2 separate regions of the Homo sapiens genome follow, and region 1 is linked to region 2. A link is an interaction called in ENCODE POLR2A ChIA-PET data of the cell type or tissue named here. Cell type or tissue: PC-3. All regions are shown on one strand.

What was found. Peaks named below come from ENCODE experiments on the same cell type or tissue, not always from the same donor. Only the 100,000 strongest peaks of a DNase experiment are listed, where the experiment ranks them.
Region 1: POLR2A ChIA-PET joins it to region 2 with 8 read pairs; 1 of 35 experiments calls an interaction of 5 or more read pairs at or near these places.

Annotation. Positions count from the first base shown.
Region 1 is chr4:41,907,417-41,911,416 of GRCh38, forward strand. It overlaps LOC105374426 (a long non-coding RNA gene), which reads right to left. Exons shown (of 3, transcript NR_188374.1): 3 at 3,031-4,000. Among named protein-coding and RNA genes, the nearest start is that of TMEM33, 26 kb to the right of the region's middle. RefSeq lists an enhancer at 1,136-2,027. In PC-3, no CTCF peak of the experiment used is centred here; no DNase peak of the experiment used is centred here; H3K27ac peaks cover 868 bases.
Region 2 is chr4:41,711,006-41,715,005 of GRCh38, forward strand. No RefSeq gene overlaps it. Among named protein-coding and RNA genes, the nearest start is that of LIMCH1-AS1, 20 kb to the left of the region's middle. In PC-3, no CTCF peak of the experiment used is centred here; no DNase peak of the experiment used is centred here; H3K27ac peaks cover 759 bases.

The DNA.
Region 1 (4,000 bases), 200 kb after region 2:
ACTGAAGAGCTTCTGCACAGCAAAAGAAACTACCATCAGAGTGAACAGGCAACCTACAACATGGGAGAAAATTTTTGCAACCTACTCATCTGACAAAGGGCTAATATCCAGAATCTACAATTAACACAAACAAATTTACAAGAAAAAAACAAACAACCCCATCAAAAAGTGGGCGAAGGACATGAACAGACACTTCTCAAAAGAAGACATTTATGCAGCCAAAAAACACATGAAAAAATGCTCACCGTCACTGGCCATCAGAGAAATGCAAATCAAAACCGCAATGAGATACCATCTCACACCAGTTAGAATGGTAATCATTAAAAAGTCAGGAAACAACAGGTGCTAGAGAGGATGTGGAGAAATAGGAACACTTTTACACTGTTGGTGGGACTGTAAACTAGTTCAACCATTGTGGAAGTCAGTGTGGCGATTCCTCAGGGATCTAGAACTAGAAATACCATTTGACCCAGCCGTCCCATTACTGGGTATATACCCAAAGGACTATAAATCATGCTGCTATAAAGACACATGCACACATATGTTTATTGCAGCATTATTCACAATAGCAAAGACTTGGAACCAACCCAAATGTCCAACAATGATAGACTGGATTAAGAAAATGTGGCACATATACACCATGGAATACTATGCAGCCATGAAAAATGATGAGTTCATGTCCTTTGTAGGGACATGGATGAAATTGGAAATCATCATTCTCAGTAAACTAGCACAAGGACAAAAAACCCAAACACCACATGTTCTCACTCACAGGTGGGAATTGAACAATGAGAACACATGGACACAGGAAGGGGAACATCACACTCTGGGGACTGTTTTGGGGTGGGGGGAGGGGGGAGGGATAGCATTAGGAGATATACCTAATGCTAAATGACGAGTTAATGGGTGCAGCACACCAGCATGGCACATGTATACATATGTAACTAACCGGCACATTGTGAACATGTACCCTAAAACTTAAAGTATAATAATAATAAAATAAAATAAAAAATAAAAAAATAAAAAAAAAGAACATGCTCCTTTAGCTTGCAGGAGTTTTTTTTACCCATCTGCTGAAACTTTCTTCTGTCAATTCGTCAAACTCATTCTCTGTCCAGTTTTGTTCCCTTGCTGGCAAGAAGTTGTGATCCTTTGGAGGGAAGAGGTGTTCTGGTTTTTGGAATTTTCAGCCTTTTTGCACTGGTTTTTCCTCATCTTCGTGGATTTATCTACCTTTGGTCTTTGATGTTAGTGACCTGTGGATGGGGTTTTTATGTGGACATCCTTTTTGTTGATGTTGATGCTATTCCTTTCTGTTTTTTAGTTTTCTTTCTAACAGTCAGGCCTCTCTGCTGCAGGTCTGCTGGAGTTTGCTGGAGGTCCACTCCAGACCCTGTTTGCCTGGGTATCAACAGTGGATGCTGCAGAACAGCAAAGATTGCTGCCTGTTCCTTGTCTGGAAACTTCATCCCAGAGGGTCACCCGCCAGATGCCAGCCAGAGCTCTCCTGTATGAGGTGTCTGTTGACCCCTGCTGGGAGGTGTCTCCCCATAAGGAGACACGGGGGTCAGGGACCCACTTGAGGAGGCAGTCTGTCCCTTATCAGAGCTCGAGCACTGTGCTTGGTAGATCCACTGCTCTCTTCAGAGCTGGCAAGCAGGAACATTTAAGTCTGCTGAAGCTGTGCCCGCAGTAGCCCCTTCCCCCAGGTGCTCTGTCCCAGGGAGATGGTAGTTTTATCTAGAAGCCCCTGACTGGGGCTGCTGCCTTTCTTTCAGAGATGCCCTGCCCAGAGAGGAGGAATCTGGAGAGGCAATCTAGCTACAGAGGCTTTGTCGAGCTGCAGTGGGCTCCACCCAGTTCAAACTTCCCAGCAGCTTTGTTTACACTATGAGGGGAAAACCACCTACTCATGCCTCAGTAATGGTGGATGCCCCTCCCCCAACCAAGGTCAAGCATCCCAGGTCAACTTCAGACTCCTGTGCTGGCAGTGAGAATTTCAAGCCAGTGGATCTCAGCTTTCTGGGCTCCATGGTGGTGAGATTTGCTGAGCTAGACCACTTGGCTCCCTGGCTTCAGCCCCCTTTCCTGGGGAGTGAAGGTTGTGTCTGGCTGGCATTCCAGGTGCCACTGAGGTACGAAAAAAAAAAAAAAACTCCTGCAGCTAGCTCGGTGTCTGCCCAAATGGTCTCCAAGTTTTGTGCTTGAAACCCAGGGCCCTGGTGGCATAGGCACCCAAGGGAATCTCCTGGTCTGCAGGTTGCCAAGACCATGGGAAAAGTGTAGTATCTGGGCTGGAATGCACCATTCCTCACAGCACAGTCCCTCGTGGCTTCCCTTGGCTAGGGGAAGGAGTTCCCTGACCCCTTGCACTTCCCAGGTGAGGTGACACCCCACCCTGCTTCAGCTTGCCCTCCGTGGGCTGCACCCACTGTGTAACCAGTCCCAGTGAGGTGGGCTGTGTACCTCAGCTGGAAATGCAGGCCAGGTGTGGTGGTTCATGCCTGTAATCCCAACATTTTGAGAGGATGATGTGGGTGGATGGCCTGACGTCAGGAGTTCTAGACTAGCCGGCCAACATGGTGAAACCCCGTCTCTCCTAAAAATACAAAATTAGCCAGGCGTGATGGCACATGCCTGTAATCCCAGCTACTCGGTAGGCTGAGGCAGGGTAATTGCCTGAACCTAGGAGGCAGAGGTTGCAGTGAGCCGAGATCACACCACTGCACTCCAGCCTGGGCAACGAGAGTGAAACACCATCTCAAAAAAAAAAAAAAAAAAAAGGAAATGCAGAAATCACTTACCTTCTGCTGGGAGGTGTAGGCCAAAGCTCTTCCTATTTGGCTATCTTGCCAGCCACCCCTACAGTAGATTTTTTTTTGAGACAGGCTCTCATTCTTTTGCCCAGGCTGCAGTGCAGTAGAGCAATCATGGCTCACTGAAGCCTCCAGCTCCTGGGCTCAAGTGATCCTCCCACCTCAGCCTCCCGAGTAGCTACGACTACAGGCTCACACCACCATACCAGGCTAATTTTTTTTTTTTTTTTTTGGTAGAGACGTGCTTTCATCAGGTTGCCCAGGCTGGTCTTGAACTCCTTGGCTCAAGTGATCTGCAAAGTGCTGGGACTACAGGCTTGAACCACAGTGCCCAGCTTATTCCTGAACTTTTTAGATTATAATATAGTTAACAGAGTGCTAAATTACTGGAGATTGAAGAATAAGAGTGGAAAAAGAGCATTTGGTAATTTCTTTTTTTTTTTTTTTTTTTTTTGAGACAGAGTCTTGCTCTGTCACCCAGGCTGGAGTGCAGTGGTGCGATCTCGGCTCACTGCAAGCTCCGCCTCCCGGGTTCACGGCATTCTCCTGCCTCAGCCTCCCGAGTAGCTGGGACTATGGGCACCCGCCACCACACCCAGCTAATTTTTGTATTTTCAGTAGAGACGGGGTTTCGCCATGGTCTCGATCTCCTGACCTCATGATCCACACGCCTCGGCCTCCCAAACTGCTGGGATTACAGGCATGAGCCACAGCGCCCGGCCTAGCATTTGGTAATATCTTGATGTTGCTAGTTTTGTTTTAGGAATGTGTTTCCCTCATGAATTCCAGGAGCACAGGTGGTTGGAAGGGCTCTCTTGACAGTGATTTTATAGCTCACCATCAGATCACAGCATAAGACTGAAGGCTTGACTCATCTTTCTTCTCTTGTCCTTAGTTTGTCCATTTGTAAAAGGAGAGAGATTTTGCTGGAGGATATTTGAGGACTCTTTTATCTCTAACATCCCATGAATTGCAAACATTATTAACTACTGTTACCTTTCATGACAGCAGGTAGTTGAATCCAAATTGCATTCTCTTTTCTAGTTAATGTGTTTCAGCCTTCTGCGATTTTGTATTAGACAAGAAATATATGGGACCCTCTTTTTCCTGACATGAGGGAATACAGCTGGTAATTTGCATCTCTCTTGGGGACCTAGATATACTTTCACATCATCTGCTTTCTT
Region 2 (4,000 bases):
AAAAAAATTAGCCAGGCATGGTGGCACACACCTGTAGCCCCAGCTATTCAGGAGGCTGAAGCAGGAGAATCGCGTGAACCCGGAAGGCAGAGGTTGCAGTGAGCCGAAATCACACTCTAGCCTGGGCAACAGAGCACGACTCTGTCTCCAAAGATAAAAATTTAAGAATAATAATAAAATCAGTTGGGACTTGCATCTGGAACTATGACAGCAGGAAGTGGAGGATCAGGTGAGTTAAGGGCCAGGGAGCTATGGCTGAGAGTAAACATGGCTGAAACTCACTAGACCTCTTTATTCAAGATCTAATTCTCCTAAGAAATTTCCAGTGGAAAGTAGTGCTTTCATCAGGAACACTGTCAAGAATATGGTGCAAGCACTTAGGTTTCAGTGATGGAATAATAATACCCCCAAATAAGACTTGTATTGCAGTCAAGAGACAGAATATTGAAGAAAAGTAGTTTCCATATTTAACTTTCTTTCTCTCACCTTCCCTCAGCACTCAGGAGGGAAAGTGTCAAACCTCATATGCAAAAATCTCAGGCACTGCACCATGGGCAAATATTTCCATGGGGCTGGTGGGCCTCAGCTCATTTTATAAAACACATATCCACCTTAATCTGAATTTGAGAGAACGGGCAACTACCAGTGGGTTAGTACTGAAAAAGTGCCATCAGACAGTCTACCCTAATAGACGAAGTAAACAATAGAATACATTTCAGAAAGGTGGTGAAGGAACTCTCGTGAATTCTGATCTCCCTGGTTCTCTAGACTCAAGAGTCTACTCTAGTCTCAAGGATTATCTTGTTTTGTGTATCAAAAGAGTATTCTGGATAAAGAAAATGTGGTGCATATACACCATGGAATACTATACAGCCATAAAAAAGGAATGAGATCATGTCCTTTGCAGGGACATGGATGAAGCTAGAAGCCATAATCCTCAGCAAACTAACATGGGAACAGAAAACCAAACACCACATGTCCTCACTTATAAGTGGGAGCTGAACAATGAGAACACATGAACACAAGGAGGGGAACAACACACACTGGGGCCTCTCAAGGGGTCGGGGGCAAGGGGAAGGAGAGCATTAGGACAAATACCTAATGCATGTGGGGCTTAAAACCTAGATGACAGGTTGATAGGTGCAGCAAACCACAATGGCACACCTTTGTCTATGTAACAAACCTGCACGTTCTGCACATGTATCCCGGAACTTAACATTTTTTTAAAGGAGAGTATTTAATATATGCCGTTGTATTTTTTTGTTTTGAGAATCTTTTGAATAGGAAAAAATCAGCCTTATCTAAATTCTTAGTTTATCTTTGTAAAAAAAAAAAAAAAGTAAGGTAAGAAACTATCTTTTGCTTTTGTGAACCATTTAATAAACCATTTTGGTAGTCTTAGTAAGACAATTGCAGTAGTTCCCAGTTTGAATATCATTGATCTTCATCCTCTTGTATAGAATTTAAGAATTATTTTTGATGCTTTGAATTGAACCGGTATGTCAATCAGCGTACATCTATGTGAGTCATAGAAGATAAGTATGAGTAACCTGAATGAGGAGACCATTGAACAACCTCACAATCTCATCTTCTCTAGTATCTGTCAGAAAAGGGCTCAATAAAAACAGTGAGATTACTAATAGCTCTAAAGTTACTACTGTATGATTTACTGCCTGTCATAAAAAACAACACGAGGATAGGCAATCTTGAATTCCCTTTCTCCCAGAATATCTATAGCAGTAAATCTGTTGCCTTTCCAACATTTATTCTATGGCAGTTGTTGAGATGGAATTAACCCCTCCATCAGCTCCAGGGCTGGGCTCTGATTGCTGTAATCCAGCAAATTAATCTCACCCTCTTGCCATAAGTATTGGTTCAAGTAACCCAGGTTTAAGCCAATCAATGTTCCAATCAGCAGGAATCTCAGAACTTTTGTTAGAGTTAAGGAAAGCATTCTTTTTTTTTTTCTGGATAATTAAGAGGAAGCACATGGATCTAACTGTACTGACAGATATCCTGTAACTTTAAAGGGCCCAGCCTTAGGGTGAAGCCCACATTGTAGCTAGCAGATGCAGATAAAAAGATGGAAGAAACAGAGTCCACAAGGACATTATTGAGCTCCAAACTAACCACCTTTGGAACTCACACCACTATGGTTTCATAAAACCTTGTAAATTTCCTTATTGCTGAATTCAATGTCAGACAGTTTTTCCATCACTTGCAATGGAAAGTATCCCAATTGAGACAGAAATATTAGGCTATGTTTCTGCCACAGAATCACATTAAAATAAGCATAGATACTTTTAATTCCATCCTGGGTGGTACTTAGATTTGAGGTTTCAATATATATATATTATTATGTTTATTTCAATGTGAGAATATAATTGGTGTGTTAGGCCATTCTTATGTTGCTATAAAGAGTTATCTGAGGCTGGGTAATTATAAAGAAAAGAGGTTTAATTGGCTTATGGTTCTGCAGGCTGTACAGGAAGCCTGGTGTTGGTGTCTGCTTCTGGTAAGGCCTCAGGAAGTTTCCAGTCATGGCGGTAGGCGACAGGGAACCAGCATGTCACGTGGCCAGAGAGGGAGCAAGAGGGAGGGGGAGGTCCCAGACACTTAAACAACCAGATCTCACACAAACTAATTGAGCGAGGACTCATGTATCACTAAGGAAATGGTGTTTAACCACTTAGGAGAGATCTGCCCCCATGATCTAACCACCTCCCACCAGGACCCCAATTCCAACACTGGCAATCATATTTCAACCTGAGATTTGGAGGGGACACACATTCAGATTGTTTCCATTGGTTTTGTAGTTTTTCCTTAGTAACACTTTCCCACATTTAATAGCATTCGTTTACCCTTTCTTCTTATTTATTGTTCTCCAGTACCAACCTCCTGACTTTCCCATCTAGGAGGAAATAAAAACAAGAGGAAGCAGTTTGATAACTCTTTTTAAGTCAACACCTCTCAGTTTACATGTGACTTACATAAACATTTAAGTCCAGTTACCCCTTGGGCTAACTGAGTAATGAGAAATAGTTGTGCCTCAGCACAATTTTGTTAAGAGACAAAAAAACAAACCAAAAGGTGGCCAATTGTGGTCAAATCCAAATTCATGGTTCCCCCCACAAATCTAACATTGTATTATATTTCTTTGACTTTTAAAAACTATATCACTTCCTCAGTTGACCTTTCCTGGAGATGGGGGACCAACTGATATGAAAAATACTATAATATTTAATTTTCAAATATTAAATCCTGGATGAAAAGAGCCTCTATAGGCAGTCTTTTCATGGATCTTTTGGAAAACACAATATAGTTTTCCTTCTCCCAGCCACAAGACAAGCCTTCAGTTGACAATATTTGGGCTAAAATATCAGAAAAACGAATTGCTGTGCATAAGAGGACACATAAGTACTTAACCCAGAGAGATTCATACTATTTACTTCAAAACCAAGGTGATTCCCTTCGGCAACCTGTGCTAGAATCGGTAGGCTAAAGGGCACAGTTAGAGAGAGGTTAAAAGAGTTATTTCTACTTGGTGACTAACCACATTTGATTGTCTTAAGTGCATCTGGCTTCTAGAGTGTGCTTTTATTTCAGATGATTATGAATGTTCCAAGTGGACTCATTGCAGCCACCTGGCTTAAGGACTGTAAGGCACTTCGAAAATCAAATTTCAGGAGAGAAGATTGATTTGAGAAACAATGAACAAGGAGAAATCTTCCCTTTGCAGAGCTGCTGTGTGTCAAAGTTTATCCTCATTATATTATGGTGGGAAGAAAAGAACAAATTAAGACATTTAACTGCTTAAAATTTGAGACCCAATTGCATTTAACACCACAAATCTTGTTACTGGACCTGTGGGCTTACCTTCTCCCTATGTGAAGTCTGGTATGTGTTAGCAAATCACATTTTTAAAAATCAGAGAATGGATCTGGGCTAAGTGGATAATCACTGTTCACGTTCCCCGTCAGATAAGAGAAGATCCTGTAGA